Linked DNA regions of Mus musculus: all the other regions are linked to region 4. Evidence: chromatin loops called from intact Hi-C (ENCODE). Cell type or tissue: left cerebral cortex. All regions are shown on one strand. Region 1 holds the start of Smn1 (survival motor neuron 1). Region 2 holds the start of Bdp1 (B double prime 1, subunit of RNA polymerase III transcription initiation factor IIIB). Region 3 overlaps Slc30a5 (solute carrier family 30 (zinc transporter), member 5). Region 4 holds the start of Rad17 (RAD17 checkpoint clamp loader component).

What was found. Peaks named below come from ENCODE experiments on the same cell type or tissue, not always from the same donor. Only the 100,000 strongest peaks of a DNase experiment are listed, where the experiment ranks them.
Region 1: it touches region 4 in a loop (3-fold over the local background); 7 of 42 quality-filtered maps call a loop at or near these places.
Region 2: a loop joins it to region 4, with 5 times the contacts of the local background. A loop is called at or near these places in 11 of 42 quality-filtered maps.
Region 3: it touches region 4 in a loop (2.7-fold over the local background); 3 of 42 quality-filtered maps call a loop at or near these places.

What each region holds. Positions count from the first base shown.
Region 1 is chr13:100,121,186-100,129,185 of GRCm38, reverse strand. It overlaps Smn1 (survival motor neuron 1), which reads right to left and starts at 4,331. Exons shown (of 9, transcript NM_011420.2): 1 at 4,221-4,331; 2 at 2,528-2,599; 3 at 2,197-2,316; 4 at 1,181-1,381; 5 at 825-971. The coding sequence starts at 4,292. In left cerebral cortex, no CTCF peak of the experiment used is centred here; DNase peaks (open chromatin) are centred at 4,349, 4,688 and 4,950; H3K4me3 peaks cover 1,639 bases; H3K27ac peaks cover 532 bases.
Region 2 is chr13:100,097,793-100,105,792 of GRCm38, reverse strand. It overlaps Bdp1 (B double prime 1, subunit of RNA polymerase III transcription initiation factor IIIB), which reads left to right and starts at 1,723. Exons shown (of 39, transcript NM_001081061.1): 1 at 1,723-2,166; 2 at 6,564-6,840; 3 at 7,198-7,307. The coding sequence starts at 1,955. In left cerebral cortex, a CTCF peak has its summit at 4,546 (motif pointing right); DNase peaks (open chromatin) are centred at 1,702, 2,115 and 5,494; H3K4me3 peaks cover 2,738 bases; H3K27ac peaks cover 710 bases.
Region 3 is chr13:100,810,674-100,818,673 of GRCm38, reverse strand. It overlaps Slc30a5 (solute carrier family 30 (zinc transporter), member 5), which reads left to right. Exons shown (of 16, transcript NM_022885.2): 6 at 461-548; 7 at 1,589-1,665; 8 at 3,908-4,078; 9 at 4,703-4,991; 10 at 5,168-5,376; 11 at 5,869-6,026; 12 at 7,239-7,368. Among named protein-coding and RNA genes, the nearest start is that of Slc30a5, 19 kb to the left of the region's middle. In left cerebral cortex, no CTCF peak of the experiment used is centred here; no DNase peak of the experiment used is centred here.
Region 4 is chr13:100,647,831-100,655,830 of GRCm38, reverse strand. Rad17 (RAD17 checkpoint clamp loader component) reads left to right here and starts at 4,770. Exons shown (of 17, transcript NM_001044371.2): 1 at 4,770-4,881; 2 at 6,050-6,153. The coding sequence starts at 6,112. It overlaps Ak6 (adenylate kinase 6), which reads right to left and starts at 4,488. Exons shown (of 5, transcript NM_027592.3): 1 at 4,386-4,488; 2 at 1,548-1,640. The coding sequence starts at 4,413. Taf9 (TATA-box binding protein associated factor 9) reads right to left here and starts at 4,488. Exons shown (of 3, transcript NM_027139.5): 1 at 4,386-4,488; 2 at 1,548-1,640; 3 at 1-797. The coding sequence starts at 780. In left cerebral cortex, a CTCF peak has its summit at 4,847; DNase peaks (open chromatin) are centred at 3,824, 4,282 and 4,734; H3K4me3 peaks cover 2,569 bases; H3K27ac peaks cover 1,309 bases.

The sequences.
Region 1 (8,000 bases), 530 kb after region 4:
TGGGTCCCCAGCACCCACATAGCAACAAGGCAAGGCAGAACATATTCTTAGCCCTAGCACTGGGGAGATGGAGACAGGATCCCTGGGGCTCTGGCAGGCCAGGCTGGCTGAACCAGCAAGCTCCACGTTCACTGACACGATCTGCCCCAGAAAATAAGGTAGAGAGTGATTGAGGAAGATGCTCAGTGTAGACCTCTGGCTGCCACTGGCACTAGTTCCTTCCCACATACAGCACACATATGCACGCGCACACACACAAACATGCACGAATTATCTAAATACCATGCCCTCTAAGGGAAAATACTGCTACTTAGTACAAAACAAACAACAAAACACAACAAGCTAGTTAAGGTTCTTCTAGCCATAACCTAGCTTATAATACAATTCTTCTTAAGTTGACTTCTACTACTTACAACCAAAAGAGCCATACAAAGTGTTCACACTTTAACCCTGTACTATGCTCTGGGATAAACAAGGTGTGGTGGCTGGCACATTCCTGTAATCCCCCATCATTTATAGATGGAGGAACGAGGATGTGTGGAAGTCAGAAGCCAGCTTATAAGAGCAGCTCTTTCCTTCCTCTGTGTGGTCCTCATGCACACACTATAGTGTCATAAAAGTCTGTAAAAAGGAAAGTGTACCAGTTACATGCCAGCCAGCCATGGCAGTGCAGGGAGCCTCTTACTTCACTGTGCGTTTCCTCTTTCCAGACGCAGGCCCGGAAGCTCCTGGTTCACAGGAAAGCTATCCATTACTCAATGAAGAGTTAGGCTCCCCACACTCATTCCTGCCTACATATATATTTTTCTCAACAGAACATTTACCTTTCCTGGTCCTAATCCTGACCCTGGCATTGGGGGTGGTGGAGGAAGAAATGAGGTCCACGGAGCAGCTTTGGACTTGCTGTGTGCTTTACTTCTGAGCGATCTGGAGGAGTGTTCACTGTCGTCTGTGGAAACTTGACTTTCATTCTTTAAAAAGAAAAGGAAACATTGTATTATGCAAAGGCAGGGCACCGACAAGCATTCCTATGGCCCCGACCTTGCGTTCCAGCAAAAGGAGAACCAGAGAGAATGAGAATGTCATTCAACGCCTTCGTGCGTCAACGTGACAACTGATTCTAATGCTTTTTCCTTACTTAGTGTCCACTTTCAGGAATGGACATCTTTCGGGGCCTCACCTCCTGAGTGTTCTGTTCTGTACTATTAGCTACTTCACAGGTCGGGGAAAGTAGGTCAGATAAGTTTTGCTCCTCTCTGTTTCCATATCCAGTATAAACCACGACACAGGTTTCTCTCTTAAAGTCAATGGACGTAATAGTAGCTGGGTAAATGCAGCCGTCTTCTGACCAAACAGCAGAACACTTGTCACCAACTTTCCACTACAAAAGAAAAGAAAGTTATGGACACGCAACATTCCTTCTTCTGAAAAGAACAAACCATAACCCAGTTCTCCAAGTGTAATTCCAGTCCTCCCATTCACTTCATTATAAACACTGTTCTTAGTCACCTGCATCTCCTTTTCCCGGCCTGATGAATGGCTATAATGTATTCCACCACCGAAACGTGTCATTAAGAACAAAAGAGACCAAACGTGTATGACAAATCCAGTGTTCTTAGTCAAAGAAAAGCAAGTGTTCACCAAATGTAGACACCCTTTCCCTTTGGAAATAATGAATGGAAGGAGGCATCAAACTATTCACTTTACAAAAAAACTCAGAGAGAGAGAGAGAGAGAGAGAGAGAGAGAGAGAAAAGAAGAGAGGAGAGAATGAGACCTCTAGTCTATAGGGTTTTGTGCTGACTCAATGTGGGTCTGGTCAGGGACACACAGGCACACAGGCTGGGCCTGTAACCAGCCAGGTACTTTGCTGGTACACTATACCCCCAGGTCTTCTGCTTTCAATAGCAGACCCAGTTACCACAAGTTTTGAGTTACCCTAGTAATTTTTATAATTGTTGAACTTGTGTGTGTGTGTGGGGGGGGGGGGGGGGTTGAGTTGCATATCAGCTACACAGCACATACTCAGAATGCAGAGAGCTCTGGTTTTAATGCCCAGCCTGCACATGTGTGTGCGCACACGCCTGTGTGTGTATGTGTGCGTTTGCTAATTCATCCACAGCTCTGGGACACTCCAAACAGAAGCAGCATGCCGCCCCTCAGGCCGGGCAGGACCCTGGTTAAATCAATCTATCACCTGTTTCAAGGGAGTTGTGGCATTCTTCTTTTGGCTTTTATTCTTCTTGGCAGGTTTTCTTCTGGCTGTGCCTTTTGGCTTATCTGGAGTTTCACAAATGTCACCGTTCTTTAGAGCATGCTATGAAAACAGTAAATAAATAAATAAATAAATAAATAAGATCTATGTGTCATGGAGGGATATATTTTTAAAAAGTCACTACTTTCTAACATAACAGGTCCCACCACCTAAGAAAGCCTCAATGTGCTCAAGTTTATTTTTCTTCTCTCTCTTTCTTTACAAAATGTATGACCTGAGGAAATAAGGAAAAAAATGATTAACCATTTCATACCTTAAAGGAAGCCACAGCTTTATCATAAGCTTTTATCAATGCTGTATCATCCCAAATGTCAGAATCATCACTCTGAAGAGGGAGAAAAAATAAAAAATAAGTTATAGATAGATGTGCTTAATAAAAAACAGATAATAGGAAGTACTGGGGAAGTAGCTCAAAGTCCCTAGATCAACCCCCAGCAATGCCTACAGCCCAGACACTCAGAGTGTGTGTTACAGGCAGATACATTTCTAGAAAGTCACCACGCACGAACACAGAGATCCTAGCACCTAAGAAAGCCTCAATGTACTCAGTAGAAGCAGAGGACTGCCAAGGCAAAACTGGTCTGGGCTATAGTGGGTTCCCAGACAGCATAGACTACAACATAAAACTCTATCCCAACAAACAAACAAGCACACCAACAAACAAAAACAAAACCATGAACTACAAATTAAAATGGCTCATATCTATAATCTACAATCCCAATATCCCGGAGCTGGAGACAGTAGGGTTGCCAAGAGCTCCAGGCCAGTCTAGCATATTGAATTCCAGGCCAATTTAGGTTATGGAATGTGTCCCTGATTCAAATGGGGGCGGGAGGGGGGGCTGAGACGGGGCAATCTCCTTGAGTTTGATGCCAGCCTGGCTTACATGGAGAGTTCCAAGTCTCCTAAGGCTACCCTGTGAGACCTGTCTCAAAACAACAAAACAGCAACAAGAAAGAAGCTGCAATCAATAAGATTACCCCTGAGATTGTAAACATGACCCATCACCCTGGGCATGAAGAAGTTACCACGATGACAAATTAGCACAGGAACCTTGTGGTTTTAAGGAGAGAACCAGACCGCCAGGGCTCCCCTGAGGACAAAGGGCAAAGCTTTATTCAGAATAGGAATTGCTGGGCTGTCCCCCAAAGAAGGAAATGCAGCACTGCCCAAAGCTGCCCAGAATTCTCTTCTCCCACCCCAAGCCCCAAGCAGAAATCAGTTGCCATACCATAAGACGACCGAGGTCCTAATGTTTTAAACTTCGTTAGATGGAGTATGTTGTTTCCCAGGCTAGACTCAACTTCACATTCCTGCCTCAGGAGCTGGGACTGATCACATGCACAGTCCACCAACTTGGCTCTGATTTGCCCTCGTACTTACCAGTGTTTATCTTACTTCTACAGTCTCCCTGTAATTTAGGCTGGTCCGGAATTCACGCTGTAACCGAGGATCTTGAACTCCCGACCCTCCGGCCCCCATCTCCCAAGTGTTTGTGCATGTAATTATGCGTGCACCACCAACCCTGCCTCGGATCTGCTGTCGTATACATTTGAATGCAATGCAGTCAATAGCAACTTTCAACTACTCCGGGCAACTTTAGTTATCCCTCTCTCTCAAACTTTATCAACTGTTGTTTGCAACACTTGGTCTTTCCGGTTACAAAACTGGATCCAGAAAACCAGCATTTTAGTCTAAAGTCCCTGTGAACATCTTCATCCTGACCTAAATCTGGAGCTTTCCAATGGCTCCTATCTGGTTGCCTTGCTTCAGCCAGCCTGTCCCCGTTCCTGCACATCCCCTCACAGTCACACAGGACCAAAGCGTGGCTCACAGCCTCGCCGGCGCCCGAGCTGCACCAGGAGCCGCCTGCGGATGTGGCCCGAGCTCGCACCGCCTCGGTCTCGGGCAGCGCTCCGAGTGCTAGCGCCGAGCCGCGACCTCACCTGGCCGGTGCCACGCCGGAACAGCACCGTATCTTCCTGCTCGGAGCCCGCTCCGCCACTGCCCATCGCCATGGCCTGCTACCACGGACGCTGCCGGGCTCACTCAATGACGACTTCCGTCATGGGGCTTCTGGGACCGGAAGAGTACGGTGGCCCGGAGGCAGCCAGAGACCTCCTACACGCTTCCAACTCACTCCTCCCACATCTGTCTTTTCTCTTTCTCCCCTCCACCTGTCTTCTAGTTCTTTTTTTTTTTTTTAACCTTTCCCTCTGTTTTCTTCCAATTTATTTTCCTCCCTCCAGCCCTTTTCTTTTCATTTTTCAAGTCAGCCTCGCTATATAGCCTAGGCTGGCCTTTGCTACCTCAGCTTCCCGAGTTTGGGATGAACCTTCACAATAAGGGCATCCTGTGTTTGCTGGTTCTTGATGCACACACCAATTATTAGACGATGGGTTGGTATCGGGCCTTTTGCAGTGTTAGGTGTCTGTTTTGTAATGGGCCCAAGGTTGAGGTAAGGGGAGTCGACCATTTCCTTCATCTGGCATATCTGGTAAATTCCTGAGTCTGATTTTCCTGATAGAATTTCGATATCCCATGTGCCACCATAGTTTTGATTTATCCCAATAAATTTACAGATTGACTCAGGAATAAGCCACCTATCAGCCTGTAGAAAACAAACAAAAAACTAGATAAGTCCTGGCAGATGGTGCTATTTCTGGTGTACCCAGAGGTTTCAGTCACCTCCCTCAAGATGGAGTCAGAAGCTGCTTGTAGGGTGGAGTTTCCAGAGGCAAGCAGGTATGAGTTGGGGCCAGCCTGGTCTACATACGAAGTTCCAGGCCAGTCAGAGGTTTGCAGCGAGCCCCTGTCTCAAACTATGATGGACTCTCCCAGGGCAGGGCACAGCCTGGCAAAACCCACTGTTTTCTACAATTTAGGGGATCTTGGAATAGGGCATAGACAATAGGGCATCCCAAAAGCGCCCAGTGAGATTTGTGGGTTCTTGTGTTCCAGGATTTAACAAAATAAAATTGGACCAGGGGCACACTGATAGTGATGTGGGTGTAGATCGTTTGTTAAGAGAATGTTCCCAGCTGCGGACATGGACAGAGTATCTGGGAAACACATCCTACTGAGCTGGTAAAAGGCAGAGTGCCTTAGCTAAATTAGGGGATATTTACCCAACAGAACACTGAAACAATGTCTCAAAACCACAAAAACCTGCAATTTAAAAAAATGAGGAGGCGGTGACATCTTCGGCTCCAGAAAACCGGCCACCTTCCTGGCCAAAGCAACACAGCTTCTGGGAAAGATCCTGTTTTGGGCCTTCATCTTCAGCCAGGAGGAGGTCCAAACACCAGATAACTGTGCACCTTCCCTAAAAGAGGAGAGCTTGCCTGCAGAGACTGCTCTGACCACTGAAACTCAGAGGAGAGAGCTAGTCTCCCACGTCTGCTAGTAGAGGGTAACAAAATCAACAGAGGAACAATCTCTAAACAAAGACAACTATAACAACTAACTCCAGAGATAGCCAGATGGCGAAAGGTAAACGTAAGAATCCTACTAACAGGAACCAAGACCACTCACCATCATCAGAACCCAGCACTCCCACTTCGCCCAGTCCAGGGCATCCTAACACACCTGAAAAGGTAGACCTGGATTTAAAAGCATTTCACATGATGATGGTAGAGGACATAAAGAAGGAATTTAATAACTCACTTAAAGAAATACAGGAGAACACTGCTAAAGAGTTACAAGTCCTTAAAGAAAAACAGGAAAACACAACCAAACAGGTAGAAGTCCTTATAGAAAAACCGGAAAACACATCCAAACAGGTGATAGAAATGAACAAAACCATACTAGACCTAAAAAGGGAAGTAGACACAATAAAGAAAACCCAAAGTGAGGCAACGCTGAAGATAGAAACCCTAGGAAAGAAATCTGGAACCATAGATGCCAGCATCAGCAACAGAATACAAGAGATGGAAGAGAGAATCTCAGGTGCAGAAGATTCCATAGAGAACATCGGCACAACAATCAAAGAAAATGGAAAATGCAAAAAGATCTTAACTCAAAACATCCAGGAAATCCAGGACACAATGAGAAGACCAAACCTACGGATAATAGGAGTGGATGAGAATGAAGATTTTCAACTCAAAGGACCAGCAAACATCTTCAACAAAATTATTGAAGAAAACTTCCCAAATCTAAAGAAAGAGATGACCATGAACATACAAGAAGCCTACAGAACTCCAAATAGACTGGACCAGAAAAGAAATTCCTCCCGACACATAATAATCAGAACATCAAATGCACTAAATAAAGATAGAATACTAAAAGCAGTAAGGGAAAAAGGTCAAGTAACATATAAAGGCAACCCTATCAGAATTACACTAGATTTTTCACCAGAGACAATGAAAGCCAGAAGAGCCTGGACAGATGTTATACAGACACTAAGAGAACACAAATTCCAGCCCAGACTACTATACCCAGCCAAACTCTCAATTACCATAGATGGAGAAACCAAAGTATTCCACGACAAAACTAAATTCACCCATTATCTCTCCACGAATCCAGCCCTTCAAAGGATAATAACAGAAAAAAACCAATACAAGGACGGGAACCACGCCCTAGAAAAAACAAGAAGATAATCCCTCAACAAAACTAAAAGAAGACAGCCACAAGAACAGAACACCAACTTTAACAACAAAAATAACAGGAAGCAACAATTACTTTTCCTTAATATCTCTTAATATCAATGGTCTCAACTCCCCAATAAAAAGACATAGACTAACAGACTGGCTACACAAACAAGACCCAACATTCTGCTGCTTACAGGAAACCCATCTCAGGGAAAAAGACAGACACTACCTCAGAGTGAAAGGCTGGAAAACAATTTTCCAAGCAAATGGTCTGAAGAAACAAGCTGGAGTAGCCATTTTAATATCTGATAAAATCGACTTCCAACCCAAAGTTATCAAAAAGGACAAGGAGGGACACTTCATACTCATCAAAGATAAAATCCTCCAAGAGGAACTCTCAATTCTGAATATCTACGCTCCAAATGCAAGGGCAGCCACATTCATTAAAGACACTTTAGTAAAGCTCAAAGCACACGTTGCATCTGACACAATAAAGGTGGGAGACTTCAACACACCACTTTCATCAATGGACAGATCGTGGAAACAGAAACTAAACAGGGACACAGTGAAACTAACAGAAGTTATGAAACGAATGGACCTGACAGATATCTACAGAACATTTTATCCTAAAACAAAAGGATATACCTTCTTCTCAGCACTTCACGGGACCTTCTCCAAATTTGACCATATAATTGGTCACAAAACAGGCCTCAACAGATACAAAAATATTGAAATTGTCCCATGTATCCTATCAGACCACCATGGCCTAAGACTGATCTTCAATAACAACATAAATAATGGAAAGCCAACATTCACGTGGAAACTGAACAACACTCTTCTCAATGATACCTTGGTCAAGGAAGGAATAAAGAAAGAAATTAAAGACTTTTTAGAGTTTAATGAAAATGAAGCCACAACGTACCCAAAACCTATGGGACACAATGAAAGCATTTCTAAGAGGGAAACTCATAGCTCTGAGTGCCTCCAAGAAGAAACGGGAGAGAGCACATAATAGCAGCTTGACAACACATCTAAAAGCTCTAGAAAAAAAAAGGAAGCAAATTCACCCAAGAGGAGTAGATGGCAGGAAATAATCAAACTCAGGGGTGAAATCAACCAAGTGGAAACAAGAAGAAC
Region 2 (8,000 bases), 550 kb after region 4:
AAATACTTATTTATTAATGAAGTCTTGATCTGTAACTTTAGCTGGCTTGGAACTAGCTATTTAGAACAGGCTGTTTTCAAACTCATGTAGTTCCCCTGTCTCAGCCTTGGCCTCTGGAGTGATGAAATTACAAGCATGTGCTATTATTACTCCTGGCATTTTGAGATGTCGTGAGCATCTACATCTATTTGATGCTCAGTACTAAACTGCACTCCCACCTTCTTCAGGTTTCCTGTGTTTGTTCTCTCTCTCTCTCTCTCTCTCTCTCTCTCTCTCTCTCTCTCTCTCTCTTCTGAAAAGGTTTCATGTAGCAGAGGCTGGTTTGCAATCTGATACCTATTTTCCTTGTCAAGTTGCCCTACTGCCAGTACCGCAGGACTCTTCCATCACCCTTGAAATCTCATCATATTTAATATATTCTTGTTGATCTTGTTCATTTATTTTGTATTTTCTCCTCTGTAACATACAATGTCTTATTTATTGCTCCGTTGATATCTCTGGAAGCAATAAATTTTGCAACATTCGTGTGCAAAATGTGGAGTATAATCATTTTTGACAGTTTTTATTTTAAAGTGTACAAAAGCCCATATAGTGGATGTCCTGTGAAGTGTTTCATGGCTTCTCTTTGCGATTTCCTCACACAGAATTTCAACCTTTTTTTTTACTCAATTAAAAATTTCTTGGCGGAGGTTGGGGGTTGGACAGATGGCTCAGTAGATCCATTTCCTGCTCTTCCAGTAGGTCCTAGTTTTGGTTCCCAGCACCAGCATCAGGAGTCTGATAACTACCTGTAACTTTTCAGTCTCCCGCAAACTCGCTCTCTCCATACTCATAGTTAAAACTTTTTTTTTTCCTAGCAGGGTATGGTAGCCTATACATACCTGTAATCTCAACATTGAGCCCGTGCAGGCAGGAGGATCAAGAGTTGAAGGGCAGCCTTAGCTATAAGAGGCCCTGTCTCAAAAACCCTAAAACAAACAGGTTCTATGCTCTGGGGATGCACTGGTGCTAAGGCACTACTCTCATACTATTTTATCTTATTGTAATTTTGAGGTAAGTCTTGTCAGATAGTCCAGGGCTCGGAACTTGTGACCTCTTTATTTCGGTTTCTCCAGTGCTGGGATTGCAGGCACGCACCACCATGCTCTGCATTCTTGCACACTTTGACTCTTCTCGAAAACTCCTTAATAGTTCATAAAAGATTCAGTTAAGTAGGTTGGGGATGGACGTTCCATGGCAGTGTGCATGCCGAGAATGCAGGGTTTGTGAGGGATCCTGGGTTCAAACCCTAGCACCACTGGCGAGAAATTAAAAGTTTGAGCCGGGCAGGCAGGGGTGGCGCACGCTTTTAATCCCAGCACTTGGGAGGCAGAGGTAGGCAGATTTCTGAGTTCGAGGCCAGCCTGGTCGACAGAGTGAGTTCCAGGACAGCCAGGGCTACACAGAGAAACCCTGTCTCGAAACGGCCCCCCCCCCAAAAAAAAAAAAAAAAAAGTTTGACCTGGAGGATTCAGCTGCTTCCGCTCTCTCTTTTCAACAACTCCCAAGGTCTTACAAAGGAAAGAATATCTGTCTTCGAATCAAAAAAAAAAAAAAAAAAAAAAATCTCTGGTTTACAGGTAACCGAAGCTACAGAGCGTTGCAGTTGCTATGGCTCCCGGCGCCCGGAGTCTGACGTCATCGTCGGCGCCGAATGATTACGCATTGCTTCCGGCGCCTTTCGCGAGCCGGGACGCGGGGAGGAGAAACTTAGCTTTTAGTGTGGCAGGGTCATGAAGAGGAGGCGGTGGCGGGAGAGCGGAGGAGGCGGAGGGGGCGCAAAACTGCGGTAGCCAGCGCTGGACTGGTGGTTGTGGACGTGTGGGAGGGTGAGAGTGTCAGCCTGCGGGCAGCGGCCGGGGCTCTGGGCTGAGCGCGGCCGCGGAGCCGCCGCTCTCGGCCCCCTGGCTCCGCCATGTTCCGCAGGGCACGCCTTAGCGTGAAGCCAAATGTCAGGCCTGGTGTAGGGACCAGGGGCTCCGCCGCTCCCAATCCCCAGCGTGGACCAGAGGCTCCCAGGCCTCCGGAGCCTGCCACCGAGTCAGCTCCGAAGCCAGCGGAGCCCACAGATGTGCCTGCAGTGGATTCCGGGGGAGCAGAACCCCAGGAACAGGCTCCCGGGAGCAGGTAAGGTCTTCTATCAAGCTGAGCTGTTGGATTTTTACCACGGAGCACCTCTCCTGCAACAAGCTTTTGATTTGAGCTGGATGAAACCACTTCTAGTTGTAGTTTTATTCCGTGATCTGAGGGTGCGACTACTATGACTCTGTCACGATCTTAAGATTCCCGAGGAGACAGTGTCTTGCCTTATCTTACAGAGATGGGAATCCAGGCTTAAGGATTTTGAAGTCAAGAATGTAGACGCACCATCACTTGGAAATTTAATTAATTGTCCTGGAGTACTTTACACTGAAAGCACTTTGGGATTTTCATTTTGTGGATATTTATTTTTGAAAGGAGAGCACCAGTGCTGATTTTTTTTCCTCCCTCCACGCGGTGATGCGGTTGAACCCAAGGCCTCATGGAGTGTTAGGTAAACGCCCTGCCCCTGAGTCAAAGGGAAGAGGCTTAGGTTACTTATTTTGGTTCGAGTGCATACTTCTTTATTGTAACTACGTTTCCTGAATCAAGACGCCTGGCTTTAGTGACAAATACCACATTTGAATTTAGGACGCTCCTACTTAGCTTAGCAAGTTTAAGTAGGTTGTTCTCAGAGAAAATTTGTTCCTGGTGTCAAGTTAGTACCTCCTTTAGGACAATATTGTGAGATCAGATAGGATTACATAAACTGCCTTACATGCCACATGGTAGAATAGTTCCCCCAAATTTACTAAAAAAAAAAATTTGATTACTTTCAAAAAAAGGTGATGAGACCGAGTATGGTGTCACAACTTTAGTCCTAGCAATAGGGAGGCAGAGGCCACCCTGCTTTAGGACAGTCAGCCCCATAGTGAGAACCCGTCTCAAAAAACAAAACAGTGGAGAAAGGTGATGGTACAAATTAAATATGTGACGGGTTAATATGGTGACTGTAGTGTTTTATAATATACAGAGGAAAAAGCCAGTAAGTAATCACATTAAGTGACAGGGAGATGGTACAATTTATGTTTGCATAGTAACAGCATTTCTTCTGTTAATCAGAGTTTGTGCTGTGTGTTATTTTGGCATTCCAATTATGCACCATGATTTCAACATTTTTTTTTTTAAACTTGGATCTGTTTGAAAATTTTCTGCTTAGAATAGAAATACCAGTATTGGTCACTGCTCCAAATTTGGAAAATTTTGTTAACTATATAGGAAGGCATAATGATTGATATTTTATAAATTCCCATAGGCCATAGTCCTGAGACATGCTTGAGAATATTTTAGTTGACAATTAGAGTACATCATATACTATGCATATAAACTATATGTGTGAATGTGTATATACATACACACATATAGTTTGTCTGTTTGGGGGGGACAAGATTTAACTATGTAGCTTTGACTTGCTGGAAGTCTCTTACCTCCTGAGTGCTGGCATTAAAAGCATGAGCCACCAGGCCCACCAAGTTTTTTGTTGTTGTTTTTAAGGTAGAGTTTCATCTAGCTCAGGTTGACCTAGAACTCTCCATGCATGAAAAGACACCTTTAAGTTTCTCATCCACCTGCTTTACCTTCTGAATGCTGAGATTACAGATATGTGCCATCATGCCTGGTGTATGTAGTGCTGAGTATGAAAGCCAGGGCTCTGCGTGCCATTCAGGCTCTGTGCCAGCTTAACTACATCCCTGGTCCTTGTTCCTTATTTGATGAGAGCATTCATTCGTTTTGCTAGTTGTAGAAACCAACGGAGTATACATTTAACATATAAGATGCCAGTGATTGATGTGTTACATTCTAAGAGCTACACTAGAGTTCTAGGGACCGAACCTCAGGGCCTCGAGCATGTCAGCCTGAGTTTTATCTATCTTCAGCTTTAAGGAGAGAGTTTAAAAGAGATAATGTTATATGTTAAAGCAGCTTCTGTTTTTATATGGAACTAATAAAATATGATAAAAGTACACTTAAATTATTCATTCTGTTTCCTTTTAAAATTATCTATTATTGTTGTTATTTTATGTGCATTGGTGTTTTTCCCATATTTATGTCTGTGTGAGGGTATTGGTTACCCTGGAACTGGAATTACAAACAGCTGCTCTGCTGGTTTTAGGAATTGAACCTGGGCCCCTCTGGAAGAACAGCCTTGCTCTTAACCACTGAATCATCTCTCCAGCCCCTATACTTCCTTTTTAACATTTTAAATTTCAACTAATACAAAGTAATTGTACATGTTATGGAGTACAATGTGTACAATGTGTTATTTCAATATGTATTTACAATGTGTCATGTTAATGGTATCACTTTAAAAGTTTATTATTTCTTTGTGTAAAGAGCATTTTAGATCATTATTATTATATATTTTGTTAAGGTTTTTTTTTTTTTTTAAATTTTATGTATATGAGTACACTGTTGCTGTCTTCAGACACTCCAGAAGAGGGCATCAGATCTCATTACAGATGCCTGTGAGCCACCATGTGGTTGCTGGGAATTGAACTCAGGACCTCTGGAAGAACAGTGCTCTTAACCACTGAGTCATCTCTCCAGCTCATTCTAGACTTTTTTAAAATAAAGATTTATTTATTTGCTTTACATGTGTGAGCACACTGTAGCTGTACAGATGGTTGTGAGCCTTCATGTGGTTGTTGGGAATTGCTCTGCTTGCTCTGGACCCCACTTGGCCCCTCTTGCTCTGGTCAACCCCGCTCTCTCAGTCCCCGCTTGTTCTGGCCCAAAGATTGATTGATTGATTGATTTTTGGTTTTTCAAGATAGGGTTTCTCTGTGTAGCCTTGGCTGTCTTGGAACTCACTCTGTAGACCAGGCTGGCCTCAAACTCAGAAATCCCCCTGCCTCTGCCTCCCGAGTGCTGGGATTAAAGGCGTGCGCCACCACTGCCCAGTGATTTATTATACATAAGTACATTGTAGCTGACTTTAAATGCACCAGAAGAAGGAGTCAGATCTCATTACGGGTTGTCGTGAGCCACCACGTGGTTGCTGGGATTTGAACTCAGGACTTTCGGATGAGCAGTCAGTGCTCTTAACCACTGAGCCATCTTGCCAGCCCCTAGATCTTTTTAATAACTCTCTTGTGTTAAAAAATGTTGTCAACCAAGTTATCCTACCACAATATAGTGCATTATTAGAAATAAATGTTAACTCTAGTCAGCTATATTCCTGTTCTCTTTCTTTTCCTTTTCTTGTCTGTTTGTTTCCTTTTCTATTTTGAGACAGGGTTTCACTGTGTAACTTTGGTGGCTCTGGAACTCTCTTTGTAGAGCAGCTGGGCTCAGTCCTGTATCTGCCTCCCCAGTGCTGTGACTAGAGGAGTGCGTCACCGTGCTGGGCTTTTTCTTACACTTTCTAAATGTTTTATGTATATGGGTGTTTTGCCTTTGTGTGTGTCAGTGCACCATATGCCTGGTGCCCATGGTAACTAGAAGACTTTGGATCTCCTGGAACTAGAGTTATAGACAGTTGTGAGCGGCTATCTGGGTACTGGAAATTGAACCCAAGTTTTATGGTAGAGCAGCCAGTGCTCTTAACCTTGAGTTCATGACTCCAGCTCCATTTCTGAGCGATTTATATCTAATCTGTACTATAGCCAATATTTGATTTAAAGTGATTAGATGCTTTGTTTGTTTGAGCTAGGGTCTCATGTAGCTTAAGTTAGCTTCAGACTCACTGTGTTGCTGAGGACAGTCTTGAACTTCCAATCCTTCTGCCTCCACTTCTGAGTATTGAGGTTACAGACACTTAGCAAAACAAAATCCAATTTTCTATCTAGTTATTAAAAATTGGCTTACTAAGCTTTGTTCTGTGACTTAATTTTGTGTTTGGGGGGTTTTTGGTTTTTTTTGGTACTTCAAAGAATTCAGCATATTGTTAATGTTTTCTATTGTGCTTAGGAACTAAGTTTGAAAAAGAATAACAATTTTCCTTAGAATTTACATATACTGTATTGATAATTTGTTTACCTCTTTTAAAAACAGGATTCATGTGTGTTTGTGAATACCACATGTGTGCAGGAGCCAGAAAGTGTCAGATCTTTGGAGTCAGAGTTACAGGTGTTTGTGAGCCACCTGATGTCAGAGCTGGGAAGTCTGAAAAGTAGACGTGCACCTAAGCCCAGAACCAGCTCTCTAGTCTCTGTTCGTTTGTTTTGAGACAGTCTTACCTAGTAGGTAGCTCAAGCTGGTTGTAGTTACTCATGGCAGTCGGTCTCCCTTAGCCCCAGTGCTAGGAATGGAAGTATGAGCTATCATTTAAAGCTGAGAAGGTTTTAAAGAAATGTTTATTGCAACTCTGTTATAATCAACATAACTCTGAAAAGTTACTGTTTCTTATGTTTGTTTTTCTTTTTGTTCAGTGAGACCTTGCTATCTTAAAACTAATATATAAAAGAGATGAGTCATGATGTCTCTTTTCTTTTTAATTCCAATAGTGATGAAAAGACTGGTGACAAAAATAATGCTGCAGAGTCCAGCACATTGTCCTCTGCTTCTTCACAGAGAAGAAAGCGAGTGTCAAGCACATCCAGTCTTGTTCAGCCTTCTGGCAGTGCCCCCTCACAGAGTCGCCCCTTATCTACAGTTGATCACGATGCACCACAGCCAAACCCTACTCCAGCTAAAGAGAAGCAGCCGTGTTCAGACAGATACCGAATCTATAAGGCCCGAAAACTGAGGGAGATGTTGAAAGAGGAACTGAGAAAGGAGAAGGTAAGTGAGTGAACTGTAGTCCAGTCCATCCTCCTGACCCAGCCTTGCTATGTACAGTTCAAGCCATCCTGACCCAGCCTTGCTATATACAATCCAAGCCATCCTCCTGACCCAGCCTTCCTATGTACAATCCAAGCCATCCTCCTGACCAGCCTTGCTATGTACAATCCAAGCCATCCTCCTGACCCAGCCTTGCTATGTACAATCCAAGCCATCCTCCTGACCCAGCCTTGCTATGTACAATCCAAGCCATCCTCCTGACCCAGCCTTCCTATAGTCCAGCCTTCTGATAGTTCAGTTGTATATTTGAGTTTAGTGCATCTGAAGTTAATCTGTTTATAAAATCTCTGTATATAGAAACAATGGAAAAACAAATTTTCTACAAATGAAAGCCAGAGGCCACCAGATCGTTCAAAAATGACTATGAGAGACTTCATATATTACCTTCCAGATAACAATCCAATGACGTAAGTAAAATTCATTTATGCTTTGTTTCATTGGGTATGTAATGACATGCCACTTTTAGAGTACAGTTTCATGTTCAGAAGCTTGTTGAATAATTTATAACATTTGTATTATCTCTTAAAGATAAAGTTTCTAACAAAATAAGTATGGATACATTTGGGTCTAAGCCTATGCAAGTAACTGCTCTCTAGGATGATAATGGTGTCCCTCTTTATCTCCTAGAGCTAAAGAGGCTTCTTGTTTTAGTTATTGGGCAGTAGTGTAATTTCTATTTCTTATGTGTTATAATGTGATATAAAGGAATATAGTTTTTATGCCCTATTTCATTGGTAATGGTGTAGTTTGGATCACAAGTGCTTCATGAACAAAGCTTTAATTCTTTAATGTTAGCCTGAGGTGGAAGGCAGACATCATAAATCTGTTTTTGGTGGTGTCGTAGGTGGCCTTAGCATAGTCTTCAGGATAGGCCTCTTTTGCATTCGCCAGGTCTTTGGCCATGTTGAAGAAGGTCTGGAGATGAGCCACCTAGCTTGCTTCATTTCCCAAGGCTGCCAATCTCTCTTCACTAAGGAGTTAGTGGGGGAAAAGTATTTCTTATTTAGGGCCCAGCAGGTTATTGGTTCTTGATGAGTTTTTAACTAAAAAATTCTTCCTATTGTTTGTTTTTGGCTGGTGTGTGCTGGGAATCAATCCGT
Region 3 (8,000 bases), 160 kb before region 4:
TCTCTGTAGCCCCTAATGCTTTGTTGATATTACTATGCCTGCTCACATTTAGAAGGAAGTACATTGCTAACATTGTATGTCTTAACTGCTCTTAAAATAATCTGAAGAATTTATCTCTGTGGCTTCCTATTTGTTATACTATAAACCTATATAAACATGATAATGTTAGCTGTCATTTTTCATTTAATATCGATATGGGGTTTTTTGGATTTTTTTGTTTGTTTTGGGGTTTTTGTTTTGTTTTGTTTTGTTTTTATGTTCCTCTCAAGCCATGCTTGGTGGTAACATGCCTGTACTCCTAGCACTCTGGATTGTCAATGCAAGGCCAGCCTGGGCTACCTAATGAGATCCTGTTCAAAAAGAAAAGGGAAAACCATTTTCCTGGCATTTGTGTATTATCATGCTAGGACTTAACTGTTACAATTACAGAGCAAAACATCGTTTCTCTCTTCTCTTCCAGACAAGAGGGGCTGCTTTTTTCATTATTGCTGTGATCTGCTTACTGCTTTTCGACAATGATGATCTCATGGCAAAGATGGCTGAACACCGTATCCTTTTGCACCACACTGGAGTTCCCTAAAGTGTAGGAGAAAAATAGAAGCTGAGTGAGAAATGGTGGAAAGAAATTTAACTCAACAGACACAAGTGTCACTTCCATAGATTCATGTTAACATACTTAATCATGATTCAAGTAAAGAGTAAATTCACTCCAAGTTGAATATTTAGAATATACTCATTGTTCTCTACAGTGCTCATATTTTACAATGTCCTGATGCTAGAAGACAACAAAACGTTTAAATCCCTTGTCCTGGTTTTTACCTAAGTACTCTTGCCAGCTTGGGCTAACCCCATGAACCCAACTTGTAGTCAAGTATTTGTACTCTACTCTGTGACCTCCCTGATTTTCCCAGTCGTGCACCTTAGTCTGTTCTGCGGTCCTCACAGGACCAGTTTCCTTCTGATACTGATACTTAGTATCCTGAAGTTTATTAGTAAGCTGATAGCAGTTTACTGTATATTATAAGTTTACTTTGTTATACTGAGATGAGCTCCAGGTTGCTTCTGATCCATGTAACTCTGGACACACCCTCCTGATGGCTGTTCAATTTGCTGGGGCCTGTGTGGTCCTGCTCTGTAAAGACGGCAAGTTCAAGACTGAAGATGCAGCCTAGGTTCTGTGGGACATGAGTAGACCAAGGAGATGCTGTGCCTGCACGTGTATCTTGTAGGCTAAGAACCAAATGTTTTCACCGCCTCAAGTTCTGTCATAGGTGGAGGCAACAGTACTCATAGAAGCCAGGCCGGCTAGTGTTCAAGAGTCTTTTTGGCTGTGTTTTAAGGCTCTGGCTCAAAAGCCAACAGGAGGAAAAGGACAAAAAAATGAAAGAACTATAGACCATTCCAATTTATAAATTATATTTTTAGAATTAAATTGTTTTGATTTCAAGAGTAATATGCTACTAAGGATAGTTGAATTTGCCATACCCAGACTAGTTTGTAGCTAGAAACAAAGTAGCTAGAATTTACATGGGACTTGCGCTTTGGGGGTTGGGATTTGGAGTATTCTCCTTTACTCGAGTTTCCTCAGCGGAAGGACATCATGATAGTGCTCTAACTCACATGCTCTATACAGCCATTGCCTTTTTAGGGGTGGCAGATCACAAGGTACGTTCGTTTTGTTGCAAATGTGATTGGAAGGTCACAGCAGCTATAACTTGGGAGAGTGGGGGACTGTCACGGCACTCTGGTGGAGTCAGCTTGACAAAGCGAAAGCTGGGAAGCTGGTTCATGAAGCAAAGGGTTTCAAGGAAACTCCCTTCCCGGGGGCCTGGCATTTTCTCCCTAATCTATATAAACCATAAAATTAATTTTTCCATTCCCGCATTAGTCTAGTGTATAGATTCACGTGCACTCTATTAAGCATTACCTTATAGTAAATGCCTTCTAAGATTGTATTCTAACATAGCTAAAGCCTTTTCCCAGTGTTCTTAGACTCCAGATAGCAGCAAGGAGCTTAACCCATTCAGTAGCTAATAAAGCACTAGCCATTAATTTAGTGTCTGAAAATAGAGTCTAATATTCTCACTGAAATAGAAATTTGTATTAGAGACTACATTCCATGCCAAGAGCAAATTAGTATACTATACTGAAAATGGGCAGTCTCCAGATATAGATAAGAATTAACAAGGCCTAGAGAATTTTGGGGTCAGTGACACTACATTAGCCTTGAGGCGTATCAAGAGTTAACTACCCTGAGGCTTTTAACTCTTTGTGTAAAACTCTTGCCTGGCAGAAAGTGCTAATCTCTAATGTAAACATTTATCTGGTCCCTACAAATTCCCTTTGTAGTCACTCCCCTTGCATCTGTGCTAATCTCTAGTGTTATACATTTATCTGGTTCCTTTTGAAGTCACTCCTTTTGCACCTAGAAAAATTCAATGTGCCTTGTTCTGCAATTTATTCTGTATTATAAAAGTCTGATGCTCGACTGGAAAATTACATTCAGATCCAACACCATTCTCGCGTGTTTGGCTGTCTGTCACGCCATCCTAATCTTGCCCATCTACTCTAGAGACTCTTTTCTACTCAGGCATAGGGTCTGCGGCAGGGGACAGGACCTTGTGTAGCCCAGGCTGTCGAGAACCTGATGCGTAGCCAGAGATGACCCTCCTACCTTTACCTCTAAACCTGCATCACAGTGGAGTCTATAATTCTTAAATTTCATTTATACCTAACACATGCTGTTACTCCTAGCACTGAGGAGACAAGAGGATCTCTAATTCCAGGCCAGCCTGGGCTACATCATCAATACTGTCCAAAAACTATATTTAAACTAACTTATCTCAGGGCTGAAGAGATGGCTCAGCCGTTAAGAGCTTTTGCTGTTCTCCACAGGACTTGTTTGATCCCCTGCACCCACATGGCAGCTCACAACCATCTGTAACTCTAGTCCCAGGGGAACCAGTGCACCAGGCATGCAGGTGGTGTACAGACATACATGTAGACAAAACATTGTACACATAACACTTTTTTTTTTTTTTTTTTGTTTTTCGAGACAGGGTTTCTCTGTGCAGCCCTGGCTGTCCTGGAACTCACTTTGTAGACCAGGCTGGCCTCAAACTCAGAAATCTGCCTGCCTCTGCCTTCCAAGTGCTACGATTAAAGGTGTGTGCCACCACGCCCAGTTCACATGACACTTTTAAAACATGAAAATTTATCAGAGCATAATTGTTTCTCAGCCCTACCAAGTACAGAGTGCATAGCTCAGTGATAGGAGTGTTTCCTGTCCTGGGCAAACCAGCACAGATCCTTAGCACTATAAAGTTACGATGCTAAGGTTACTACTAAATACAAAACACTGCCTGTCATTTACATAATTAAATAATTGAGGGTATGGGAAGGGGCTGGGGAAATAGTTCCATTGCTTCAGATATATATTCAAGAATTGAACAATGGCGGCTGAAGCTATGGCTCAGTGGTTAAGAGTGCTTACTGGTCTTACAAAAAGGACCTGTTCCCAGCACCTGAAAACCATCGGTAACTCCAGTTACAGGAGGTCTCTGGCCTCTTCTGCCCTCCGGTGTGTGCACTTACGCTTGTGCACACACGTGCAAAGACTCATTTTATACACACACACATAACACAGTGCAAGGAATGTAGATCAGTGGGTAGAGTGCCTGCCTAACATGTACAGGGTCCTTGGTTCAGTCCTCCATATTAGGAAACAAAGAAAGGCAGACAGATCTCTGAGTTTGAGGTCACCCTGGGCTTCACAGCAAGTTCTAAGCCAGCTGTGGCTGCATAGTGAGGCTCGTCTCAAAATTTTAAATAACGTAAATCTGTAGGGAGATGAGTATGACAGACAGTATGTGTGGTTTTAATGAGACTTTTGTCGTTTCACTCATAGGGTGGAGTACTCTTGCTGGTGCTGGCTTTATGTTGTAAAGTTGGTTTTCATACGGCTTCCAGAAAGCTCTCTATAGATGTTGGTGGAGCTAAGCGCCTTCAGGCCTTATCTCAGCTTGTTTCTGTGTTTCTCCTGTGCCCATGGGTGATTGTTCTTTCTGTGACGACTGAGGTAAGGCTGAGAGTTACTGGTAACAAGTAAAGTGAGTTACTATTGGAAAGAAATTTCAATTCAGACATTTTTTTCAGGCTTTATGGGACAGGTTTTCTCTGTGTGGCCTTGGCTGTCCTGTAATTTGCTCCATAGACCAGGGCGGCCCCAACCTCTGCCTCCCAGGTGCTGGGACTAAAGGCAAGTGCTGCCACCACCACTTGGCTTAGTTCCAAATTTTTTTAATCTAAGACTGACAATGGCTTAAATTATCCTTGCTTTTTCTTTAGTCCCCCCCCCCATTGGAGTTAATTTTAATTGTTTATAAAAGTGTAAGTCAAATACTCTTATATTTGCATATAATTTACATTCTTATGATCCAAAGGCACCTGTGAAGAAAACTCAGTTAATCTTAAACTCAGAGATTTTGGCTACTTATTATTTATAAAATTCAGCAACAGTGGGGGTTTGTTGTTAATACCCTGGAGAACCCTGGGAAAATGTACCACTATTTTGTGACTCTTACATGCTGGCATTTTGTGACTCATACTGAGCCTGAGTATTTCTGTTTGTGTATACGCTGATGAGCTTTGTCTCTGTAGAACACTGACTGTGGGTTGTGGTGTTTGTGTTTTTCTCTTCTAGAGTAAGGTTGAGTCTTGGTTCTCTCTCATCATGCCTTTCACCACAGTCATCTTTTTTGTCATGATCCTGGATTTCTATATGGATTCTGTTTGTTCAGTCAAAATGGACGTGTCCAAATGTGCCCGCTATGGGTCCTTTCCCATTTTTATTAGTGCCCTCCTGTTTGGAAATTTCTGGACACACCCAATAACAGACCAACTCCGGGCTATGAACAGAGCAGCACACCAGGAGAGCACAGAGCACGTCCTGTCTGGAGGAGTGGTAGTGAGCGCTGTGTTCTTCATTTTGTGTAAGCATTTGCCCAAATTTTTATTTTCATTAATCTACTTTTATGGTTTCTGATGTTTAAGCCTTCAGTTTAGAAATTGTTGAGCACTTACAATTTAGTACTCAATTTAGAAAGTGACCGTGTTGGTGGCTTAAACATTCAAAACATGCATACCATTCTCTTTTTTCTCTTTGTAGCGGCCAACATTCTATCATCTCCCTCTAAGAGAGGACAGAAAGGTACCCTTATTGGATATTCTCCTGAAGGAACACCACTCTATCACTTCATGGGGGACGCTTTTCAGCACAGCTCTCAGTCGGTGCCTAGGTTCATTAAGGACTCACTAAAGCAGGTTCTCGAGGAGAGCGACTCTAGGCAGATCTTTTACTTCTTGTGCTTGAATCTGGTAAGATTGTTAAATAGCAGTGCTATATTTTTAAAGCACGGTGTTTTTATTTTGAGAGGATGTGTAATTTTAGTACTTTACAAGTTTCTGCTGAGTTTACATTTTTCTCTAGTTGGTAACAATGATCCTATTCAAACAAGGCAAACAATCTTTGCAGTATTGTAGAAATTCTGTGTTAAATCAGTAGTAGCTTGTAAGAGGCAGAGCTGCCTCGTAATAGGATGTCAGGATATACCACTGATGCTGACATTTTAGAGCCTCTTCTGTTGATTTCGACAGACATACAAATCAAACAACTGCCTTTTAGTTTGTAAAATGCCTAAATCTGGCTAGCTTGCTTACTTATAATCTATATGAAATACAGTTTCCAGCATTAAAGTTTTAAGCACATCTTCAAAGAAGGTTTGGGTAGAGGTTAAATTGTTATGATTAAAATCTAATAATTCTCTGCAGTGATGTGCTCCTCCCATAATCTATTAACCCTCTTTTCAGCTTTTTACCTTTGTGGAGTTGTTCTATGGCGTGCTAACCAACAGTCTAGGCCTGATCTCAGATGGATTTCACATGCTCTTTGACTGCTCGGCTTTGGTCATGGGACTGTTTGCTGCCCTGATGAGCCGCTGGAAAGCCACCCGGATTTTCTCCTATGGGTAGGTTGCTATCAGGGCACTGTTTCTTTCTTTTTTTTTTTTTCAAAGATGTATTTATTTATTATATGTACGTACATTGTAGCTGTCTTCAGACACTCCAGAAGAGGGAGTCAGATCTCATTACGGATAGTTGTGAGCCACCATGTGGTTGCTGGGATTTGAACTCTGGACCTTCAGAAGAGCAGTCGGGTGCTCTAACCCACTGAGCCATCTCACCAGCCCAGGGCACTGTTTCTTTATTACAGTGCAGAGTCCATCTTCAGAAACAGAATTGTATTACTTCCAATACAGATAATTTCAAATCTTCACTTGATAGGGAATTGAAGCTACACATTTGATTAATACTAAATGGCAATAGCTCAGGATTATTCTTCCTAACACATCTGTTAAGAGGCAAAAAGAAAAAAATACCACCAAAGATGTGTGCATTTTTGTTCACCATGTTTCTTTGGGGCCATGAAATATCCATAGCTATTATCCTTGTTAAAAGTATTCAAAATTTGAAGTGAGTATATATGAAAATATCCTCCATTATTGTCAGTAATTCAATAAATGTTATAATAACTGTAGTAAGACGTACTCTAATAAATCCACCCATAATTGATTGTTTATATTTTGGAAATCTTGTGTGGCTTCTGTTTTGTTTTGTATGTTGAGTGTTTGGCTGCACTGTGTGTGTGTGTGCGTGTGTGTGCGTGCGTGCATGTGTGTGTGTGTGTGTGTGTGTGTGTGTGTGTGCGTGTGTACCATATGCATGCCAAGTACCCACAGAGGCCAGAAGAGGCCGTCAGATCCTTGAGTCCCTAGGTGCAAAACAACAATTGCTCATAACTTCTGGCCCGTCTCTCCAGACCTAATTGTTTATATTTTGAAAACTGAATGAACCAAATATACAAATAGTTTTGGTACAGACAGAATCTGTGTGCCCTGAAAGATACAGTACATATTAGAGGTTTAGAGAGAAACAGTTGCTAAAAAGTTAGATAAGGCTCTTTGTAAGTAGGGCATAAAGAAGGATTTTGTATATATAAAATTTTACAATGTTTAATACTATTTTTAATATTACTATTATTCGTATTTTAAATTTTGATAATTTTACAGTATTAGTATAAAAAGCTGGGCTTGTTTCCTCACTTTTTATTATAAGCTTATAATGTTTATATTTTTAAAATATTTGTCATTTCTTTTCTAAAAAATATTATGTGTTTTTAGGTATGGCCGAATAGAGATTCTCTCTGGCTTTATTAATGGGCTTTTTCTGATCGTGATAGCATTTTTTGTGTTTATGGAATCAGTGGCTAGACTGATCGATCCTCCGGAACTAGACACAAACATGCTGACAGTAAGTCTTCCTTCTCCTGTTTAAGCTTCCACTTGGACGGCTTTTCCTTACCAAGGTTAGCTAGTTACCATATAGTATAGTTTAAATTTTGTTTAGATCAGCATAACTTCATTCTTAGTGCACTGTCTCCTTTATGTACTGTTTCACTTTCTGTGGTTTTGGTAACTAGTTTATCATGGTCTATTAAATGAAAAATCCTTTAAATAAATTTGAGGTTTTTGGTTTTTTGGTTTTTTTGAGATAGAGTTTCTTTCTCTGTGTAGCCCTGGCTGTCCTGGAACTCACTTTGTAGACCAGGCTGGCCTCAAACTCAAAAATCCGCCTGCCTCTGCCTCCCAAGTGCTGGGATTAAAGGCGTGCGCCACCACACCCAGCTCTAAATTTGAGGTTTTAAGTGATTGCATACATACCTTTAATCCCAGCACTTTGGAGATGGTCAGAAGAACTCTGGCTTTTTTGGTGCATTGCATTGTTGCAGTGGGTCTATTCCATTACTTTTGCTTTTAGTCTCCTAGGCCTGACTTGTACTTTATCATAAGTGTGTGTATGTAGAACAAACACTGCATATTGGGCAGTGTGTACCATTCATAGCTCAGGCACACAGTGAGATCTTAAAATTTATGCCTCGACAA
Region 4 (8,000 bases):
GTCATCATCATCATCGTCATCATCGTCATCATCATCGTCTTCACGTTTCCGTTTCAGTGCATTTGCTGACTCGGCTGTATTCTGTGATACCATATTAGTAGTAATAAGAATGTTTTTGGACCCAATTAACGATGGATTAATAAGAACATTCTGAACTGTTGATGTTGCAGGTATAGAAGCTTTTACAGCAGGGGACTGAGAAGCAGGCATCTGTACTGTAAACCTCTGTCCTGTGAGGGACATTGGGGTGCCTACTTTAGTTGAAACAGACATGGTTTGTGGAGTCGGTGTACCTAGGGTGGGAGTACTTGGTCTACTAGAAACTGAACCAACACTTAACCTTGGAACTGTTATTCTTCCTGCAGGAGCAGGTGCCTTTTTCTGTAAAGACTTAAGCCTATAGTTTGGGGCAGTTAAGCAATACCTATCAGGTGGCAATCTAGGACCTGAATATGGCTTGATCAGTGGCAAAGGGGTTTGATTTCTTTGTCGTGCAATATCTAATAAGAAATCTCTCGGGGGTGGAGAAGTGAAAGACTGGTCAGCACGGCACTGGATTGCCAGTCGTACGTCATCTGCATCAACAGTAGCTTTCTTAGCATGGCTGGAATAAATTTTAGCATCATCTAGAATTGTTGTCACATATCGGAAGGCAAACTCCAGCATCTGATTTATAACTCTTGGCTCATATTCTGTAATCCCCATATCCTTCAGGATTTGTGCCATCATCTGTGCATCTTTCGGCATGCTCTTGGGAGACGCCATCTTGCCAGACTCCATGATATCCGCTGATCAGACTTTAGGTCATTTAAAAAAAATATGGAAATTAGATCAAACCGAAATAGTTACTTCAGTAGCAACTGCTAGGAATTTAAAATTTTCAAATGTTTTAAAACTTTAAAAAATATATTTAAAATACAAAACATCAACCTTTTTTTCTAATTAAGCATATTTAAACCTCCCTTTGGTTAAATACTAAATTCCTTCTCTGAATGTAGACTATAAAAAGGATGACACAAATAAGTTAAATAATAAAAGATTAGGGGAAAACAGGATAAAATAAGTAAAACTACCACACTTTATATGCAATGAGTCTGGGCATGCAACTGTCAAAATGATTTTTAAAAAATAACATAGTCATGTTCTAATGGTTTGAGTTCACAGTAACCTGTCCTTCCTGAGAGATCAGTATGTCTCGTATAGTCATTTAAAATCACTCAAACCTTTGTGTCTGCTGAACACAGCATTTTCCCTCTTCTTCATATTCAGATCTTATCTATCGAGTCTCCTAACAGAAACTCTCCTAATTATTACTCTTTGCAACAATTCTAGTTATTTTGGGTTAGGGAAGGGAAAATGTCCAAAATAACCATGTGATGCTACTATCTGCTATACATGTGACACTTTTTCTTTCTCAGGTCCCTAGCACAACAGAACTGCTTACTACCAGGATCCTTCTGCTTTCTGGACCTCTAGCAACACTTAGCAGGACTAACACTCTATTACCTGACTTAAAAACAAAAACGCAACATCAAAGTGACCCTTACCTTCTCGAGCTAGATCTCCCACGTTAACGTACTTCAGGCCTGATCTTGATGCAAGTTCTTTGCCTAGTGTGGTTTTTCCAACCCCTGGTGTACCTGTAAGATTAGACACAGAAAAATACTGTTCAAATACTACTTATTTGTCAGCCATCTTCTGCCCTTAAGGTTCTTAACTGATATAAAGCCTGGTATGGTGGTGTACGTCTTTAATCCCAGCACTTGGGGCAGAGGCAGGTGAGAGTCTCTGGGGCTTCAAGACCAGACTAGGCTACACAGTGTCAGGACAGCCAGGGCCACATAGGAAAGCCCTATCTCAAAACCAAACCAAACCAACCAACCAAAAAATTCTCCAGAAATTACTGTCTACTAGTGTCTATATCCTAATCTCCAGGGATAGGACTGCAGCAATTTTGATGCCAATTCTGCCTGCCAACAACAAAATTCCCAGCATAAAATTAGACACCTTGCCGGGCGTGGTGGCCCATGCCTTTAATCACAGCACTCGGGAGGCAGAGGCAGGCGGATTTCTGAGTTCAAGGCCAGCCTGGTCTACAAAGTAAGTTCCAAGACAGCTTGAGCTATACAGAGAAACCCGGTCTTAAAAAAACAAACAAACAAAAAAACAAAACAAAAAAATTAGGCACCTCAAATACACTATTATCACTTATTGCGTTAATAAAAAGCTTAAAAAACATTCAATGGGCCGGGCATGGTGGCGCACGCCTTTAATCCCAGCACTGGGGAGGCAGAGGCAGGTGGATTTCTGAGTTCGAGGCCATCCTGGTCTACAGAGTGAGTTCCAGGACAGCCAGGGCTACACAGAGAAACCCTGTCTCGAAAAACCAAAACCAAACCAAACCAAAACCAAAACAAACAAACAAACAAAAAAACCAAACAAACCCCCACCCCCCAAAAAAACATTCAATGGGGCTGGAGAGATGGCTCAGCAGTTGAGAGCACCAACTGCTCTTCCAAAGGTCGTGAGTTCAAATCCCAGCAACCACATGGTGGCTCACAACCATCCTTAATAAGATCTGATGCCCTCTTCTGGGGTGTCTGAAGACAGCTACAGTGTACTTACATATAATAAATAAATCTTAAAAAAAAAAATTCAATGGAAAAAAAGTTTAGTATGAGCAATACCATTACTACCATTTCCCCTAACAGAAATACCTTCCCCAGAGGGAGCTACTTTAAACCAGTTTCTTACTTAACTTTCTATGTGTTTGTGTGTATCTAAGGGATACTTGGTGTGTATTTAAGTAAGTGTATACATACACACTGTATATATCCACACAGCATAGATACCCTTATAAATGACACTATACATAGTTTGCTTTTCTCCTTTTACAGCTAATACCCTCCACTTCCCCCTGTTTTTGTTTTTTTTCGAGACAGGGTTTCTCTGTGTAGCCCTGACTGTCCTGGAACTCACTCTGTAGACCAGGCTGGCCTCGAACTCAGAAATCCGCCTGCCTCTGCCTCCCAAGTGCTGGGATTAAAGGCTTGTGCCACCACTGCCCTGCTTATAGCTAATACCCTTAAGACAATCAAATGCATAATGTTCAAACTTATGTCAACTTGAACATTGTAAGAAATCCTGAAAAATCATGTCTCTATAGTCAAAAAAAATATACTTCCACTGTAAGAACACATCAATCCCAACTCTTACTCAGCGCTCGTGAACCCTTTCTGTATTCAACACTCCCATTCAGATCTACAGAGTTCTTATGATGTAACTCTTGTCCGTCCCTCCCCACTGCTTTCCCCCCTCCCGCCAACCGGCACGGTTCTAGGTTGGCCTTTGACTTCTCATCCTCCCTAGTATTGGAATAACAGACATATGCCACCCCATCTAGTCTATGTTGTTCTGGGGACCTGATTCCAGGGCTTCCTGCCTACTAGTGAGTAGTCTACCAACTGATCTACAGCATTCTCTGCAGCCTACTGGCTTCAGAATCTGAAAGCCCCAAGAAACTGTCTGGCCATGCAAATCAGATATTGTAAAATGTTCCTAAGGAATCTCAAAGCTAAAGCCTGCAGAGCTAAGACAGACAACAACCTCACCTGATTCGTTACCTGACAAAACAGCAGCTGAACTTTTTTCAGTAAAGTGATGGCATCTTTATCTATATCCATCCCATCTTTGTACAACTGGCCTATGACGCTACTAAACGCTACAACTTAACCTTTCTTATTAAAGCTCCGAAACGTCCCACCCACGATCAGCTCCAGATCACCACAAACGCTCAGAAACCTTAACACTGAAACAACAACAAAGCCCGTGGCGCGAACCGAACAAAGTAACAGTTCATTAGTCACGTCTCTTCACAAGCATCCCAAAAATCATCTACAGAAACCTTTCGGGAAGTGTTTCTCAAAAGCAAAGGGGTATCTAAAAATAAAAAATAAAATAAGAAGGTGACGACCAAGAAGGCCCAAAGACTGGGGTACCCACCATCACCACATCTCCTAACGGCTAAAAACTGCCTCACCGCACCTCGATTTTTAAAAACCCCAAGCCCGACCGCGACAAAGGCTCAGCAGCCCGTTCTCCAGGCAAAGATACCAGATTGACAAAGGCCAAGCGTCCGGCGGAGCGACGGGGCAGCGGGAGAGCAGGAGCCGGCCTGCCGCTCTCCCTCTCCTCGGCGCGGCGTCTGACCAACCGAACCGCCGCCTCCGCCGCTTCCCCCGCCCCCCACCCCAACGGTCGCGAGCGCCGGGTCCTGACGCGCCAGCCGACACGGCACGCCGCGCGGCCTGCGGAGCGCCCCCGGGACCTCACAGCCCTCGGCAAACCCCGGCCCGGCCCGACCCGACCCCGTTGCGCGCCCTAACCGGTGAGCAGGATATTCGGAAGCTTCATAGTCCTCCTTCCCCTGCAGCCAAAGCCTCCGCTCACGCGCCCGCCCCGACGCGCTTGCCAGGGAGGAACCGGAAAGGGCGGGCGTGCGTGCGGAGGGGCGGTCTCGTGCGCCTGTACGCGGCTAGGTTCCCTCGAGGCCCTCCGCCGGGCTCGCACGCACTCAGACCCTACCTCGGCACGCACCAGGAACTCCGCTGGCCTCGGGTCCTACGCTTCCATCTAATGGTGGGAAGCCGGGCCCCGAGACCCGCCTGCGTTTCGGGTCAGGCAGTGCGCTGGACGCCTACGTCCCTTGCTCGCTTGCCGGCCCCTCCCCTCTGGCTGCGTCGCGGAAGCGCCGTCCGTGAGGAAGGTCCCCAGGAGGCGGGCCCTCCAACAGCCTGCGGCTGAGCCGGGAGGGCTGGGTGGCGAAGTACAGCCCCGGTTCTCCGCTTTTTTCCGCCCGCGAGGGGACGCAGCTCCCGGAAAGTAAGGACGCCGCGGCTTCCGCTTGATTTATTAATATCCCAGAGGCGTGAGGTCAGCTGTGTCTTCACGCATACCTGGGCTGTGTCCTTCCCGGCCCGCCCTCCAGTCTGGACTGGTGTAGGATGTAGGTGAGGAGCCCTGGCCTGGAGCCATGGTGCGAGGTGTCAGCTCCGCTCACTGGTGATTGCAGAAACACCTAAGGACTGACGTGTGAGCTTTGTGTCCCTGTCCCCTGTGCAGTGTGTGAGGTGGAGGTGGATAGGCTAGGGGTAGTGTTGAAGTTCTCGTTATCTCCGGCGCGTTTCCCGAGCCTGATATCATCAGAGACGGTTGTTTGTTTATCGAAGGAGGTGACTGTCAGTCTTGTTTTCAAAGAGCCCTGATCATTGAGCATCTTTCATTTCGACAACTATAATTTCTTAAGCAGACGTTTTTGTGTCCCTTTGAAAGGTCAGGCCATAATCCTAAATTAGATAGGAGAAGATGATTTGTTTTATTGGGTGCCAAAGTTTTCAGCGTGTGGGCTTGTGTGTACCTACAACTCTAAAATAGATGGGTGCACCTTCCAATATATACATTTATCCAAAGTGACTAATGAGTCTCATTTCATTTTTTCCCCCTTAAATTGTAAATCCACAGTACTTGGTAGCATGACATGAAATACAATTTTCAGCATAAAAATAAAAATGTTTATATGGGATTAGTTTTTCTTTATAATAAAAGGTAAGTGCACAAATATATGGTTTTTCTGTTTCATTCATCGTTGAGTTTTTTTTTTTAAGATTTATTTATTTATTATATGTAAGTACACTGTAGCTGTCTTTAGACACTCCAGAAGAGGGTGTCAGATCTTGTTACAGATGGTTGTGAGCCACCATGTGGTTGCTGGGATTTGAACTCAGAACCTTCGGAAGAGCAGTCAGTGAGTGTTCTTAACCGCTGAGCCATCTCTCCAGCCCCATCATTGAGTTTTTATGAACAGCTTTTATTTATATTATACCATCATAGATAGATTATCTGATTAAATTGTAATCATTTAAAATTTACTTTAAGATTTTAACATCTTTATTTGAGCCCTTATTTCTTGGTTGATTATGTATTTTGGTATTAATCCTGTATTTACAGTTTTTTTTTAAATAATTTGAGCTGTTTTTCTTTTTTCCCCAAGGTGAATTATACTTCAACATACTCTAAATTGTATGCTACTGATGGGAACTGTTAAAGTTTATAATGTCAGAAACTTTCCTTAGACCAAAGGTGTCTTCCACAAAGGTATGATATACATAAAATGGTCATGTGGTGATTGCCTAAAGAAAATGAGAAAAGTTTGTTTGTTCTCAGTGCTTTATGCCTGTCAAAGTAGTGATAGTCCAGTGTCTGTTACAATCAGTGATCTGAAGTCTGGTAAGCTGCAAAACAACTATAACCATAATTATGAAAAGCCTCCTTTTTTTCTTTTCTTTAATTTTCTTTTCTTCTCTCTTTTACTTTTTCAAAACAGTTTCTTTTTGTAGACTTGGATATCTTGGAACTCAATTTTAGATCTGGCTGGCCTCTGTCTTCTGAGTGCTGGGATTAAGGGCTTGAACCACTACGCCCAGTTTTGAAAAAGCATTTGTAATTCCAGTTACTCTTAAGAGATACATATGTGGTTGTTGGCTAGCTTAACCACAGGCTCTACCTGATGTTCAGTCAGTGTGTCCTTTTTCAGCAAGATAGGAATTGTGAGGAAGTGTAGACTCATGCAAGAGAACTGGGAGCCGTTTCCCTAAGGGAACTCTAATTTTTTTTCTGATTTCTTTTTTTTTTTTTTTTAAAGATTTATTTATTTATTATATGTAAGTACACTGTAGCTGTCTTCAGATACCCCAGAAGAGGGCATCAGAGCTTGTTACAGATGGTTGTGAGCCACCATGTGGTTGCTGGGATTTGAACTCCGGACCTCTGGAAGAGCAGTCGGGTGCTCTAACCCACTGAGCCATCTCACCAGCCCTTTTTTTCTGATTTCAAGTAAATTATATAACTTTGCTGTTTTTCTTTCTCACGGTAGATGGAAGTAAGAAATAAAAGTACAACGTGTATAAATAACATACAAATCAATATTGTCTTCAGAAGGTTTAGTATAAAACTATTTTCATGCACTTTTAAATATAGCAGGAAGAAAATGATTATAGTATCATTGTCAATCCTTTGACATAGAAGAAATGAGTCAGGTGGCTATGACAACATTTTTTTCTTTCTGTACATCTTCTTTCTTCTACTTCTGATAATATTTTTGACCCTTTGACCAAAGGGTGACGTGTGGATTAGATTGATAAAATAGTTATCAGTCCACATTTCTTCCCATAAGCCTTATTCTCAATTTCAGTTTTGGAGTCTGTCTGTGAGAGGAATATTATCTAACAAGGAGTTCACAACTATAAGTTCCCTCCTTTTCTGATCTCCCTCCTCTTCCATCTCAGACATCGAGACTGAAGCCAGGGCGTAGCGACGTCAGATGAGCATTCTATTGCTAAACCATGTTGCTAACGGAAGCAGAGGATCCTTTAAGAGAGTGTATTCTTGTTTCCCCATTAGTTAGGCAGGAAATTTCGAAAACCACGTGATATGTTAGATTTTTCTAACGTAATAGAGTATTAAAATCCACTCTTAGGGTGCTGGAGAGATTGCTCAGCAGTTAAGAGCTCTTCCAGAGGACCAAGGTTCAATTCCTAGACCCACATGGCAACTTATAACTGTAAGTCCAGTTCCAGTGGGTCTGACACATCTCGTGCAGATATACATTGCAGGCGAAACACAGTGCACATTAAAAAAAATCCATTTTTAAACTTTTGTTTGTTTGATTTTAAGTTTTTGAGTCAGGTTCTCATGTGGGCCAGTGTATTTTCAAACCTGCTGCTCTCCTCTCAAATGCTGGAGTTAGAAGTTAGTGCTGCCATGCCTAGACATTTAGAAAATTTCATTATCTTAAAACCTTTTTAGTACTGTTATTTTAGGTTAAAATTGCTTGATTTGACATTTTTATATGCATTTATGAAGGTTTTTATTTTTATTTATTCATTTTGTTTTTTTTTTTTTTTTTGAGACAGGGTTTCTCTGTAGCCCTAGCTCTTCTAGTA